2 separate regions of the Homo sapiens genome follow, and region 2 is linked to region 1. Evidence: chromatin contacts called from ENCODE Hi-C or POLR2A ChIA-PET data. All regions are on one chromosome and are shown on one strand. The core of a region is the stretch at or near the end of the contact, and the rest is flanking DNA. Distances in the headings are between cores, read along the strand shown.

Evidence for each region. A loop is a pair of places that touch in the nucleus more often than their neighbours do. ChIA-PET counts read pairs that join two places held with the same protein, here RNA polymerase II (POLR2A).
Region 2: a loop to region 1 is called in a map of CD8-positive, alpha-beta T cell, with 19 times the contacts of the local background. The contact joins the promoter of BRD3OS here to the enhancer-like site in region 1. A Hi-C loop is called at or near these places in 1 of 168 maps with a recorded cell type or tissue (CD8-positive, alpha-beta T cell). POLR2A ChIA-PET finds 5 or more read pairs at or near these places in 1 of 52 experiments (CD4-positive, alpha-beta T cell).

Annotation. Positions count from the first base shown.
Region 1 is chr9:126,719,563-126,727,139 of GRCh38, reverse strand. LOC107987129 (a long non-coding RNA gene) reads right to left here. Exons shown (of 3, transcript XR_001746936.3): 2 at 7,189-7,469; 3 at 1,725-5,508. Among named protein-coding and RNA genes, the nearest start is that of ZBTB43, 82 kb to the left of the region's middle. RefSeq lists silencers at 4,043-4,122, 4,183-4,792 and enhancers at 5,033-5,092, 6,833-7,332. Within about 2 kb of position 4,544, at least 26 of the 41 ENCODE cell types and tissues checked have a DNase peak (open chromatin) inside an H3K27ac peak, as active enhancers do; they include CD4-positive, alpha-beta T cell and CD8-positive, alpha-beta T cell, where a contact is called at or near this core.
Region 2 is chr9:134,022,460-134,030,036 of GRCh38, reverse strand. It overlaps BRD3OS (BRD3 opposite strand), which reads right to left and starts at 4,556. Exons shown (of 3, transcript NM_001355256.2): 1 at 4,501-4,556; 2 at 3,947-4,192; 3 at 1-3,829. The coding sequence starts at 3,289. The coding sequence ends at 3,035. RefSeq lists silencers at 4,263-4,682, 4,993-5,122.

The DNA of each region.
Region 1 (7,577 bases), core at 3,295-5,794:
GGAAACTGGGAGGCAGAGTTTGCAGTGGGCTGAGATTGTACCACTGCACTCCAGCCTGGGTGACAGAGCGAGACTCCATCTCAAAAAATAAATAAATACAAATAAAAAATAAAATAGAAGAAATTATTAAAGAATATCTCATGGTCTTGTTTAGGGAAAAATTTCTTAAGTATTGGAAAGAAAGAAGGAAGGAAGGAAAGAGGAAAGGACAGAAGGAAAGAAGGAAGGAAGGAATAAAAGGAGAAAGGAAGGAGAGAAGGGAAGAAAGGAAGGAAAGAGGGAGGGAGGGAGGGAGGGAGGAAGAAAAGCACTAACTCTGAAGACTGATAAATCTGACTCTTCATTCTGTTCTATTGTTTTATTTGCCTATCCTTGTGCCAAAACCATTATATATAAAGGCATCCTAAATTTAAAAAAGTTTTTACATCCATTGAAGTACAGAAAAAAATTTATCAAAATTACTGAGTTGATTTTATATGTTTTGACCATGAAAAACTAAGAATGTGCAGTGATGGATTTGTTAATTAGCTTGCTTTGATCATTCCACAATTTAAACATATATCAAAACATCACATTGTACCCCATAAATATATAATATATACGGCTATTTTTTATCATCTAAAAATGAAATAAAATTTGAAATAACACTCTTCAAAAGTATTTTAAAACCACAAAGTCGGAGAAAATATTTTCACAATAAAAAATGTAAAGGATTTATATTCAGTTTATGTAAACAACTTCTTCAGTCCAATAAGGTAAAGACAAACAACCAGCAGAAAAATAGACAAAGGGTGCGAACAGCAAATACGCAAAGGAGAAAATGGGAATTTCCCATAACAAATGAAAAGATGCTCAACTACTTCATTCATAATTGGGTGAAGACCCCCACAGTTAAAAGATTAACAAGATATCATATCACATCCTTCAAATGGGCAAAAATTTAAAAGTCTGGCAGTAGCAAGTATTAGTAAGGATGTGGAGAAATGAAGATTTGCGCACTGCTGGTGGCAGGGTAAATTAGGGCAACAACTTTGGAGAGCAATTTGGAAATACAATTTGACAATATACACACCCTGGCACCAAGCAATTCCACTCCTTAGTGTATGCGCCAGAGCCATTTTGCTGTAATACACAAACAGACATGCATGAGGATGATCATTTGTAATTGCAACAAAACCAGAAAACAATCTGTATGTCTACAAACAGTGGGGTAAATAAAGAAATTTCAGTCGTTTTGTACAACGGGCTACTTATCATCAGATAAAAGGAATGAACAAAAGCTACATATATCAATGTGGACAAATCCTAGAAAATAATGTTTAGTGAAAAGTTGGGAATGATTCTGTTCAGGTAAATATGTACATGATAGTTTATAACAACTTATGTAAATACACAAAATAATGCTACATTTTTACAGGTACCTTTATAGTAAAAGTGTAAACATGAGAACAGGCAGAATAAACACCAGCTAAAAACAGTAGTTGGCCGAGCTTGGTGGCTCATGCCTGTAATTCCAGCACTTTGGGAGGCTGAGGCGGGAGGATCACCTGAGGTCGGGAGTTTGAGACCAGCTTGACCAACATGGAGAAACCCCATCTCTACTAAAAATACAAAATTAGCTGGGTGTCGTGGTGTATGCCTGTAATCCCAGCTACTCAGGAAAGGCTGAGGCAGGAGACGCTTGAACCCAGGAGGCAGAGGTTGCAGTGAGCTGAGATCGAGCCATTGCACTCCAGCCTGGGCAACAAGAGCAAAACTCCATCTCAAAAAAACAAAAAGAAAACAAAAACAAAAAACCGTAGTCACTTCTGAGTCAGTAGGTGTGAAGAAGGTAGTAAAAAGAGACAAGGAAGGCACAATCAGATAGATATAATAAGGCACAAATCTTTTTTCTTTTTTTTTTTTTCTTGAGAAGGGGTCTTGCTCTATCACCCAGGCTGTAGTGCAGTGGCACAATCACAGCTCACTGCAGCCTCGACCTTATGGCTCAAGAGATCCTCCTGCCTCAGCCTTCCAAGTAGCTGGGACTACAGGTGTGTACCACCACGTCCTGCTAATTTATTTTATTTTATTTTCAGTAGAGACAATGTCTCACTATGTTTTCCAGGCCGCCAGGCACCCATATTTAAAAAAAAAAAAATCCAGCAGTGGTTCTGATGGAAACCCTGGATAAAGAACAATCACCTAAGGCCCTGGGTTCCAATCATGGTGTTGAATCCCTGGCTCAGGTAAGCGGGAACAAGCCTTTACCTGCCTAGCATGTGCAGGGGTAGGAACTCCTTCCTTATGACAGACAATCCCTGGTCCTCCAGCCTGCAGCCACACGGAAACAAAGGAGAGGGCACACACAGGTGGACTGGTTCTAGGAAAGCTCCGCTCCCAGACTTCACCCTCCAGTAATAACCTTGGCCTTAACCACCTACGTTGGCTCCTCAGAGGTGTGGCTTAGCTGTAGGTTAGGGAAGAGAGGAACCTGAGCTTTCCTAGAGGCCAAAAGCGTGGCCTCTAGGAAAAAGAATAGTAATGAAAACAATGACTTCCAGAGCACTTCCAAAGTGCCAGACACTGCAGAAATGACGGGCCCAACGTCCCTAAGCCAGGGGGTGGCAAAGTCAGGATTCAAGTCCAGGTCCTTCATTCAGACTCCCTAAGACTGGCTCTTAATCACTGTGCCACAGGAACCTTGGGTCATTAAACCTTCATGGTGTGGCCCAAACCGGTTTCCTCTCCTTACTGCCTGCCCATGACTGCCCTGCTTGCCTGCCCCGGAGAGTGTACTCTCCTCCAAGCACATGGAGCACCCCGTGGTGGCGATGATGCTGTTGACAGCTGCATGCCTTTCTTCTTACTGTGGTCCTTCCTGCCTGGTGCCATCTATGTGGCAAGGCCTCATTGTTCCTCAGGGCTCTACAGAATGCACCAGGCTCTTGGCTGCTTACCTCTGCCTCCCCTATTTCAGCTGTGCGCTCTCAAAGGTGGGGACCGACTGACTTATCTCTCTATCCCCAGCTGATGAATAGAGGGGATGAGTGATACACGAATGAGTGAATGAATGAATGGTAATGGTGATGGGAATCAAATGGCAGCAACGCGGAAGAGGGAGATGCGGTGCCTGTAACCATGGTAACGATGATGTCGCTGAGTGATAATGCTAGGAAGATGGTAACCATGGTAACACTGATGGTGAGGCCTGCTCGGACAGTCCTGGCGCCTCAGCTGCCGTGGTCCATGCCAAGCCCGACCTGCTCAGTGGCCGAACAAGATGCTAAGCACAATTAGCAATTGCTGTTCTGTTCCCTGTCCCAAGACCCCCGCCCAGGGCTGAGTTTCACGGTAGTCAAACCCTCTTCCTGAGTGGCTCCAAGACTCAGGAAAGAACACATGTTTGGGGGGCGGGAGGGGTGGCGTGCAGCTTGCATGCATGTGTATGTGCGTGCGCGGAAGAGGCTGTGTGATGGGCAAGTGGGTAAGGTGTGGTGTGCGCTAAGGGCAGTCCTGCTGGTGCTAGCGCCAGGGGACTGGGAAGAGGAACGGTTCCCTTCGTGCGCGCCGGGCTGATGCGTGGGGGGCGCCGCGTGAGTGCGCCGGTGGCTGGGAGTCCGGCGGCCGCGTGTGTGGCAGCGGAGCGGTGTTTCTGGGAGGGGCGCCAGGTTCCGGGGCTGGGGGGTGGGGAGCTCCGCCCCATCCATCACCCGGAGCGCAGCGAGCCAGGCGGATATCACGGTGTCAGGCGGCTCTGCTCGCAGATCTTATCCTCTTCATTTCCGCCCGAGCCTAGCCCGCCCGCGCGGGCTCCCTGAAGGCTCCATCCATCACCTGGGATCGACGGGGCGGCCCGGGGAAGGGGGTCTCAGACTGTGCGGGGAGGGAGGGAGCGGTGGGAACCAGACCCACCATGGACACCGAGAAAGGAGAGGGACAAGTTTTTAGTGGGGCAGGGGGGTCTGGGTTTGCTTTTCCACGTGGGGGAGGGGACGCTCTCTGCCCTGGAGGGGGAGAGCTTCTCGGGCCAGCTCGGCCCCCGCCTGGGACTGGGGCCGTTGGCTGGGTCCCGATCCCCGAGTGCCTGGGGCAGCGCTGGAAAGGGAGAGAGCCCTCGCCCGCCCGGGGAGAGGCTGCTGTGCGCGGGGCCCGCACCTGGACCCTCCAGGGTGACCTGGGGCCTGGGCAGCGCGGGCGGGGGCGGGCGCCCCGGGGGGAGGCCTTATTTCATTTCCCCGCGCCGCTGAGGTTTCTGCGAAGTGTCTCTCTCACCTCTTTAAATTTTACGGCGCTTGGCCCATGGCCGCCGGGCCCCGCCCTGGGGAGGAAGCGGGTGCTGGCTCTGGGAGCCTCCCCGGCCGAGGGGTGGCCCCACCAGGCCGGGTGCGGGTCAGGCCCGGGGCGTCCGAACTCCGAGGGGCGCCCGGCCTGTGCCCTACTCTGGTTCCCGGGGCCTTCCCGGAGGGGGTCTGGGCTGTCGGGGCCCAGGGGGCGGGGCTGGCCTCGGAACGTCTCCGTCCGGCCCCGCCCCCTTTCTGGGCCTCGTCTCGGGCCACGCCTCTCCCCTGCTCCCGGGGAGCGCAGCGGGGTGGGCGGTGGGAGGGGACTGCTGGGGGAGGGAGTCAGAGGAGCAGAAATCCGGGCCAGCCTGGAAGCCCAGTTGCCACCGCCACCCCCAACTTCCCCTGGGGGCAGAGCGGTGTTCCCAAGACCTGAGTCAGGGCGGAATACTCCAGTCGAGCCAGGCAGGCCAGCCAGGTCCCCGAGGCCGGCCCGGGCTGGCACCTGCCTGGAGACCAGGTTGGGGGCTGGAGGTAAAGGGAGGGGCATGGGGTGGCCTCTGGGTCTCAGCGCTCTTCCTTCAGAACCCTGAGGTAACTGACCAGTATCAATCTGGAGACAGTGGGGAACCTGCCCTAGGTGTGGGCGTGAGAGGCGTGTGGCCTGGGAGTGGGGTCGAAGGAGGAGAGGGGCACATGAACAGGAGATAAGTGTGAACAAGAGGGGCCTGAGGGAAGAGGGGCTGTGAACCGCAGAGGGGTGAGACAGGAGGAAGGGTGAGCAGAGGGCACGGAGGGTCTGAGGAGTCACTGCCTAAAGACACAGAGCGAATAAGTCAGGATTTGAACTTGGTTCTGTCTGACTCCCAAGCCACCTGTCTTAGAGTTGCAGTCATTAACTTGATTCTACAATGTACTCCTTATTAATTCAGCCCCAGGCTACACAGCTAGCTGCCACAGATATAACTTTGTGACATGCATGTAACCAGAACAAGGAAACGGGACACGGAACAGAAGTACACGGAACAGAAATTTGGTTCTACTGGTCCGGAAGATGCAGGGGCCAGTGGCCTGGAGGTGCCTGGGGTGCCCCCTGCAGAGGCTGTGGGATGCCAGGGGTGGTGCAGTGCAGAGTGGGTGGGGCCTGGTGGCAAGATTGCAGCTGGTACTGCCCACAGAGTGACTGGAACCTGCCAGAAGCTTCCAGGCTGAAGAAGGCTCTGGAACATTCTTTTTCTCTATTGACCTGGAGAGAAAAGGTCCTGGATATCACACTCCAGGGAGGTCAGCCCCAGCATCTGTATGAGGAAAACTGGTCACTTTCACATGACCCAGCAGGGGCCTGAATGGCCACCCCTACCCTAGTCCCTCCCTGCTCCTGTGCCCCCTCTCAGGTTGACGCTACCATCCTTTTTGCCCCAATATCTCACCAAGTCCAGCTGCTCTGTCCTAAACATTTCTCCAGTCTGTCGCCCCCCTTTTTTTTTTGAGACGGGGTCTGGCTGTGTTGCCCTGGCTGGAGTTCAATCGCCCGATCTTGGCTCCGCCTCCTGGGTTCCTATGATTCTCATGTCTCAGCCTCCTGAGTAGCTGGGATCACAGGCGTGTGCCACCACGCCCGGCTAATTTGTTTTGTATTTTTAGTAGAGATGGGATTTCACCATGTTGGCCAGGCTGGTCTCAAACTCCTGGCCTCAAGCAATCTACTCGCTTCGGCCTCCCAAAGTGCTGCAATTACAGGTGTGAGCCATGGCACCCAGCCAAATCTGCCCCTTCCTTGCATATCCCCGTAGCTACACCCTTTATGTTGGTTACTGTGATCTCTCTTCTGCATTATTGTAAGGGGCCTTTTGCCGGGTTCCCTGGCTCCTATCCATCCTCAATGCCATGAAGACAACACTCTCCTAAAACCATTTAAGGCTGCCCACTCCTTCCGGGATAAGGCCCAAGTTCACAGCAGTGTCCTGCAAGCTCTGTTGTGGCTCCTCTCTGTGGTCACCTTTTCTGCTTCCGTTCCCTTGTTTTACTAAAGTCACTGCTGTTTCGTTCCTCTGAGCCCACCGCATTGTGCTTCCTTCTGCCTGTAATGCCCTCCCCTCCCTTTTCTTTTCTTTCTTTCTTTTCTTTTCTTTTTTTTTTTTTTATGACAGAGTCTCACTCTGTCACCCAGGACGGAGAGCAGTGGCGCAATCTCAGCTCACTGCAACCTCCAGCTCACTGCAACCTCCACCTCCCAGGTTCAAGCAATTCTCCTGCCTCAGCCTCCCGAGTAGCTGGGATTACAGGTGCCCGCCACTACGCCCAGCTAATTTTTGCATTTTTAGTAGAAATGAGATGTCATTATATGTTGGCCAGGCTGATCTTGAACCCCTGACCTTGTGATTCACCCGCCTTGGACTCCCAAAGTACTGGGATTACAGGCATGAGCCACCATGCCTGGCTCTTCCCTCCCTTTTCTACCATACTAATTTTTTTGCGGCTTGGCTCAAATATCTTTGCTTTGGGAAGCCTCCTTGCAGGGAGCACTCGCTCTTCTGTGCTCTCATGGCCTCTGTGCTCCCTTGTCCCCTGGTTGTAATTGGCTTTTAGGGCCTGTCTGAGTCTTGCACTAGCCAGATAGCTCACCGCAGGCAGGGACCCTCATCTGTCAGAGGATCCTGAGGACCTGGCCAGAGGAGGCATGAAGGGACTGTTGTTGAATGAAAAAGGCAGAGCTGGTATTGTGTGGGACCTAGCAGCAGGCCGACTCCAGCCTGTTTCTGGACTTTCCTGGACCTGGGACTCTGGGGCCATCATAACCGGGGTATAGGCAAAAAGAAAGGGGCTATCAAGTGGTATTGTGGCTAGTTTGAACATGACCCCTTCACACAAATTCTTTCTCCTCTGAGCCTCCCTCACACTGTCCCCAAGGCTGCAGGAGACCCACCTGTAATGAGGGCTTCAGATTCAGGAATGTTCCACTCACTGCCTGTGGCTTTTGCGTCTCATCACACAGGGTGACTGGTTGCCATGGAAACCCAAGTGCCGGAAGCGCTGCTGGCTCTTTCCCAGGGTGGGAGGAGGTGCAGGCGGAGTGCCCCGTGCAGACTGGCTGAGCTGGTGCTGGGTGCCTGGGGCCTGCCCACTCTGGGCTGGGTTGGGTCTCCTCATTCCTTCCTTAGCAGAAGTTTGTGGTTTTATCCCAGAGCGTTGGCCAAGGCTGCAACCCTGAAAATACATTTCCTCTTATTTGGGGAGCATCAGCCTCTGGTTAAACACTCAGCCTGAGTGTTGTGTGGTCTCCAGCAACATATTTGATTTTATGAGTCTCGGTTT
Region 2 (7,577 bases), core at 3,307-5,806, 7.3 Mb before region 1:
GGCCTGAGGCCAGGAGTTTGAGGCTGCAGTAAGCCATGATTGCATCACTGCACTCCAGCCTGGACAACATCTCTTAAAAAATAATAATAATCAAACCATTAAGTAGCTCTTGTCCTGAGCCCTGGCAGGATGAAGGGAGCATCATTTCTTGCCTCACTAGGAAGCCACAATCCCCTTTACTGACAGTTCATTGGTTCCCTGGAACAAGCTGCCCTCTTCGAGACAGCCAGGTTCTGTGCTCTTCTAGTCAACCTGGCCGCTTGTCCCCTCCCTCTGCACCTCAGTCTATCCTGAAGTGGCTTGTGATGCGCTCAGTCTAATGGAAATGCAAATAAAATCCCAAAAGCAGATTTTCATAGTGAGGTTTAACTGCCAGACTGGAGGCTGGCGTGCAGCGCGGCTCGCCGAAGAATGACAGCTCTGGAACTAGGCCTGGAAGAGACATGCCAGGGGAGAAGGTTCTGGCTGGGCCCACGTCTAGGCCTGAGGACCTGTCCAGCCCGACCCCAGATGGGGTCAGGGGGCACGGTGACACTCCTGGCCAGACTGTGACCCTTCTCATCCAGACCAGCCTCCTTGAGGACGGACATGGGGCCTTGTCCGCCCCAGGCAGATGGTGTCTTCCTGCAGCCTAAGCGGCTTAGTGCCAGCTCCTTGTGCGTGGCCCACACGCCCTGACCCCTGCAGAGACTGGCCCTTGAGCACACATCCTGCCAGCGTTGCAACGTGACCTCAGACCCCATTCTGCATGTCTGCGCTGCCTCCCATGCTTGGGGCCAACCCCGCCACAACCCGTCCTCAGGGGAGTCTGTGGTGCGGTGAGAAGGTGGCACACAGGCATTCCAGATTTGCCTCTGGAGTTTGCTTTCTTCCCAGGCAGGACTTAAACTGAAGAACTGAAAAGATGCAGACAAACCCTACCTAGCGGATGTGGAGTGCTTCCTTGGCGGGCCCGCCTTGCTGTGGGAGTGTCAGCCGGCGGGGCAGGTCCTCCAGCCCCATGCTCACTCCCTCTGCAGCTCCATGCGGCAATCCTGGAAGTCTGACTTCAAATCTCCCAGCTGCAGGCTGCAAACAAGCCAGGACTCTCGCAGAAGGGACTCGGGCTGTGCAGGAGGCTGCTGCCGACCAGGCCTCTGGCAGGACATTTGGGGAATGCACTTTGACCCAGCAGTTCCACTTCTAGGACGTTTGCGAATGAACTTGCACAGCTGCAAAGAGAAGCACGAACAGAGTACAGGCACATTCAGAACATGCTGTTTGCACAGATGACAACCTGGATGCTGTCACTGTGCCCGTCTGTGGGCTCACGGGAGAGCTGCGAGTCAGAGGTTAAAAGCATGAAGTGGGCCGGGTGCGGTGGCTCACGCCTGTAATCCCAGTACTTTGGGAGGCCGAGGTGGGCAGATCACCTGAGATTGGCAGTTCGAGACCAGCCTGGCCAACATGGTGAAACCTTGTCTCTATTAAAAATAGAAAAATTAGCCAGGCGTGGTGGCAGGCACCTGTAATTCCAGCTACTCAGGAGGCTGAGGCAGGAGAATCGCCTGAACCCAGGAGGCAGAGGTTGCAGTGAGCTGAGATTGTGCCATTGCACTCCAGCCTGGGCAACAGAGTGAGACTCTCTTAAAAAAAAAGAAAAGCATTAAGTGAATGCCCAGTCTGTACAGTTGAGCAAGAAAGAAAATGGCGGATACAAGAGGCATGGTGCAGGATGAGGCCGTCAGAATCACGTGACCGTGTGTGCATGCTGAGGAGCTGTGGGACGCATCCCCAGCTGCCGGCCGGGTTCTCCCCACGGAGAGCACTTGTGCTTTGCTTTATGCCTTTGTGTATTGCAGTCTTTAGCAATCAATTACATATTACTGCTATAAAAAATGGGAAGCCAAGTAGGATATTACGAACAAGGATAAAAATAAGTGTGAGGAAGGGGAGGAGTGTATTAAAGGATGTTTATTTAGAAAAGAAAAATTAGCTTTGACAAGAGACACCTGCACATTTGTGTAGCCAAGGAGATGTCAGTGAGAGCAGAAGGTGAATCCTTCATGGAGACTGAACACAGGTGGCCAGCTGTGGCAGCGACAGTGAACACATGTCAGTGTCGGCCTGGGGGCAGAGTGGTTGAATGCTTTAAGTCTGGTGGAGAGCCTGCCTTGCTCAGCCCTGTTACTACATGGAAGTCACTGTAGGCCACACATGTGCAACTTACAACTCTCGGGTTTCCTGAATGTGTTTTGGATGCACTGGCCAGTGGGCCGCAAATGCTTGGAAGCTACCATGATGCTTCACAGATGATGATCATTTTGGTAACTCAAAATATAAATGCGGGCTTGGTGCGGTGACCCATGCCTGTAATCCCAGCACTCTGGGAGGCTTGAGCCCAGGACTATAAGACCAGACCAGCCTGGGCAACATAGGGAAACCCTGTCTCTATATACAGTAGTTCGCCTGGAGCCACAGCTACCTGGGAGGCTGAGTTTGGGAGGATCACCTGAGCCCAGGAGATAGAGCCTACAGTGAGCTGTGATTGTGCCACTGTATTCCAGCCTGGGTAACAGAGTGAGACCCCGTCTCAAAAAAGCAAAATACAAAATGTAATGCGACAAAGCTCCTGGTGAGATGCTGCTGCTACTCCGCCATTTATGCTAAAAACAAAAAACTAAAACCTAAAAAACTTGAAAAGGTGGTTTGTAATGGGGATGGGAGGGTTACTCTTGGCCTGGTTTAAACCAAGCATCTAGCAGTGCCCGGGCCTATGCTGTCCCTAGCAGCACCTGGAGAATTCAAATGTCACAACAGCTGACCACGGAGGGGACTCTAGAGGGGAAGTGTCCTGTGCACCAGTCACACCGCGGCTGTGCTGAGGGGTTCGGGGGCCAATTCTGCGCTTCTTGGGTTCTTACACCACAGTTTGATCTTCACGTTCATTATTCAAAATCTTCCAGCAAGGATTGGAAATCAACAAGACAACTGAATGAAACTCAGGTCTGTTTTCCTCAAAGTGTGGTCCTGGGTTCAGGTGCTCACATCGGAATTACATAATTGTGCAAAACTTGGACTGCCCTGTGTCCCTAGAGACCTCGAGCTTGTTTTTGTCTCGGACCAAGATGGCCTCATTTCCATACTGTGAGTACCACATGCTTCGGCTCCTGCTCAGGTACGTCCCAGGTGGCACCGACTCCAACTTCTGCTGTTGCTGCTGCCAGATGAGCAAGGAGGTGTCCCTGTACCGGAGGCGGGCGTAGCCTTCAGACAAGGCCTTCTCTGCCAGGGGGACACGGCCACTCATCCCCTCCCCCGTCCCGCTGGACTCCTGGGAACCCTGCTGTTCTGAGACGGCCCACGCGCACTAAATTAACGGACAGCTTTCCCAGCTTTGGGGCTTAAGGATCCCTCGTTTAACTGAATGGTAGAAATTAGGAATTCCGCCCATTTGCAGGCAACGTCCTCAGGAGGGTTGTGTGGTGAGGAAATGAGGCGGCCTCACCATTCTGAAGACACCTGAGACCCATTCAGGGGACCGCACACAGGTCAGAGCGGCGCCCGGCCACAGCTCTTCCGGGTGCAGCTGTGTGGAATTGACAGGGACGAGGCGTCACACCCTGGGGGGTGATTCTGCCACCATGGCCTGGACCACTGAGCTTGAAGAGATGGATCCAGTGCCCTGAGGAAGGGACATGGTGGCCCCAGACGCAAGCTGGAAGGAGCTCCGGTGGCACGCCCCGCACGCATCTGTCCGGGCCAGCTTTCAGGGCAACGGCTGTTCTGACCCACCCTGGGGATCCAGCCCCAGCGTTTGTTCAGGTCTCGTCTCTCCCCAAAGGTGCTGCTGCAAAGGAACGAACGTGCTGTCAGGAGAGGGGAAGTCAAGCGCCCCGGCAGCGGCGGCAGTCTGCAGCGCAGCATCAAGTCTCTGGGGGTCAGCGGCCTAGATCGAGCTACTTACGTCCCGTGGGGCAGCCTGGGAGCTGGGTGGAGAGTGAGACGGGCGCCCAGTGCCAGCTTTTTCAGTCACTGGGAGGTGCTGGGGAGGCTGCTTGTTGGGGCTTCAGGGTCTCCATCTGTGAAACAGGAGCCAGCGGCGCTTGAAAGGGCGCGGGTTCCCGGAGACGCCGCCAGGCGTCAGCCCCGGGACCGGAAGGGGCCCCCAGGGCCGCCTTGCTGCTCCGAGCATCCAGCTCCCGTGAGGCCCCTGGACCCAAACAAAAACGATGTCAGGAGAAAACAAACAGGGAAGCATCGCAACCCACTCCCGAACGCCTTCCCAGCTGCGCAGCGTCAGGGACCTCCCCTCCTGGGATGCCTGCGCTAGGTCAGCCTCAGCTTCCCGGGCCCCCATCGCGCGTCCCCGCCACCTGCGCGCACCCTGGGGTCCCCGTCGCGTGGCCCGCGGCCCCCATCCCCGCGCCCCAGACCCCGCGCGCTCTGGGTCGCCCCATCCTCCAGCCCCCTATCGTCTGCCCGCATCCCCGGGTCCCCCACGTCGCCCGCCCCAGTCACCGCTCGTCGCGGGCCTCGGAGATGCGGGCAGCGGCGCGACGCACTGCGGGGCTCCCAGGGCGGGGCCGGCGGCCGCTGGGCCGTGTCTCCATGGCAGCGCCGCAGGCCTGGCGAGCCGAGCGCAGAGGCTGGGCAGGCGTGTGCGACGAGCCCAAGCCATCGATCGCTCCGCGAGGAGGGGCTGGGCCCGCCCCGAATAGGAACTGGAAGAGGAGGAGGAGGGGCTGGAGGAGGAGGGGCTGGAGGAGGAGGGGCTGGAGGAGGAGGAGGGAGGAGGAGGAGGAGCTGGGAGAGGAGGGGCTGGGAGAGGAGAAAGGGCTGGATGAGGAGGAGGGGCTGGAGGAGGAGGAGGGGCTGGGAGAGGAGGAGCTGAACGAGAAGGAGGAGCAGAAGGAGGAGTGGAGGAGAAGGAGGAGCAGGAGGAGGAGCTGGGGGAGGAGGAGGAGCTGAGAGAGGAGGAGGAGATGGAGGAGGAGGGGCTGGATGGTGAGGGGCTGGGAAAGGAGGAGGGGCTGGGAGCGGAGGTGGGAGGAGGGGCTGGCAGAGGAGAAGGGGCTGAGGAGGTACTGGAAAAGAAAGAGGAGCAGGAGCTGGAGGAAGACGTGGAGGAGGAGCTGGAGGAGGATGAAGAGAAGGAGTGGGACGCCCACAACCCTGTTAGTAAGACACTGCCGGACTGTATGGTCTTATCATCTTGGTTTTCGTATTTCTGCTTGTGTGGTTACTTTTGCCACTGCTGTTACTGCTTTTATTAGTATTCTTACTCTCAGTAATTGATACAATTATTTTTAATTAATTAAATGTCCGGGCTTACTATCTCAAAAATAGGTCTTGAATTTCTCCATCTCATCCAACCAAGCCAGGCCTCTATACTGCTCATTTGGACTCCTCAACAGCCCCATGAAAGCAAGGTCTATTTCCTTTTCTCACTCCACCTCCAATCATACTCCAATAGCACTCTTTTAGTATCTACCCTTTTCCCCTAATTTTATGGTTTTCTCCAATGCCAATTAAGAAAACTAGCATAATGGAACCTGGTGTGGTGGCTCACCTCTGAGTCCCACCTACTTGGGAGGCTGAGGCAGGAGGATCCCTTGAGCCAGGAGTTCGAGGCTGCAGTGAGCCATAATCATGCCACTGCACTTCAGCTGGGACGAAACAGCAAAACCCCATCTCTAAAAAAAAAGAAAATAAGCATAACAGACATCCAAGGAAGATGCTTAGTGTGAGCACTAAGCCCACAGCTGTGGAACGCACATTCTTTTTTTTTTTTTTTTTGAAAGGGAATCTCACTCTGTCACCCAGGGTGGAGTGTGGTGGCACGATCTCAGCTCACTGCAACCTCCGCCCCCCAGGTTCAAGCGATTCTCCTGCCTCAGCCTCCTGAGTAGCTGGGACTACAGGCGCCGGCAACCACGCCCAGCTAATTTTTGTATTTTTAGTAGAGACAGGGTTTCACCATATTGGCCAGGCTGGTCTCGAACTCCTGACCTTGTGATCCGCCTGCCTCGCACTTTCTTCACAAGTACCTACACAGGACGTTTAGCAAAACTGATCACATGCTGGACCATAAATCAGTTTCAACAAATTTGAAAACGTTTAAATCTTACATGATCTCCCAGTCTTCCGACCTGGGAAAAGACAGCAACCGAAGTTATACTGCTTTCAAGAGACACAAGAACAGGCCTGTATTCAAAGACCCATTTAACACTTTTACCTCTATCTGGCTGGGTGCGGTTTTCACGCCTGTAATCCCAGCACTTTGGGAGGCCTAGGCGGTCACATCACTTGAGGTCAGGAGTTCGAGACCAGCCTAGCCAACATGATGAAACCCTGTCTCTACCAAAAATATAAAAAATTAGCCCAGTGTGGTGGCAGGCGCCTGTAATCCCAGCTACTCAGGAGGCTGAGGCAGGAGAATCTCTTGAACCCAGGAGGCGGAGGTTGCAGTGAGCTGAGATTGCACCATTGCACTCCAGCTTGGGTGACAGAGTGAGACCCCATCTCAAAAAAAAAAAAAAAAAATTGCCTCTAAGCTAATATAATTTGTTCTATGCCTTGAACTAAATAATTTGAATATTTAGTTACCTGTAAGCTTCCTTTTCCTGTCGTTGTCAAAACCAAATAGGACTTATATTTCTGTTCGAAACATTTACTTATGTTTTGTTTTCCAGAGTCAAAAAGCTGTTTTTCCTTTTAAGCTATTTTATAGCTACAACAATTAAGTAAAAAATGAAGATTACCTCTCTTTTTCTACCTGATATCTCCAGAATCTGAAAATGATTTAAAATCCCATTGGCTCCAATCTGATTTGATATCAAACACCCTCCCTCTAGGCCCAGGGACAATTGCAGAAGAGGTAAACGCATGAGATTGTAAGGGCTGGTTTCGAGGGATAAAATTTGTTCAGACCCTCTGAATCAAAGATGGTTCACAAATACCTAAATAGCTGATAGCTCAATACATAAAACTTAGAGATAAGTCAATTTTGTAACCTCACGTTTTGGATTTTGGTTTTTGCCTCTTATGTTGCACAAAAGGTTGTTTTTTGTTGTTGTTGTTGTTTGTTTTATTTTGATTTTTTTGAGATGGAATCTCGCTCTGTCGCCCAGACCGGAGTACAATGGTGCAATCTCAGCTCACTGCAACCTCCGCCTCCCAGGTTCAAGTGATTCTCCTGCCTCAGCCTCCCGAGTAGCTAGGGTTACAGGCATGTGCCACCATGCCTGGCTCATTTTGTATTTTTAGTGGAGACAGGGTTTCACTATGTTGATCAGGCTGGTCTCAAACTCCTGACCTCGTGATCCACCCGCCTCAGACTCCCAAAGTGCTAGGATTACAGGCATAAGCCACCGCACCTGGCTGCACAAAAGGTTTTTAAGGGTGAATGAGTGCCTGCCCATCTCCTTTCCTATCTGTCCTAAAACATTTAATTAGCTGTCTTTCAGTCTTTTGGCTCTAAGTCTCTTGGCCATAGGGATCCCACCAAGGGACAAGATGGACCCAGTGCAGGTAGCACACAGCCCCAGCAACGATATAGGACAAAATAAAAGTTTGGTCATCAATGCCATCTCTGG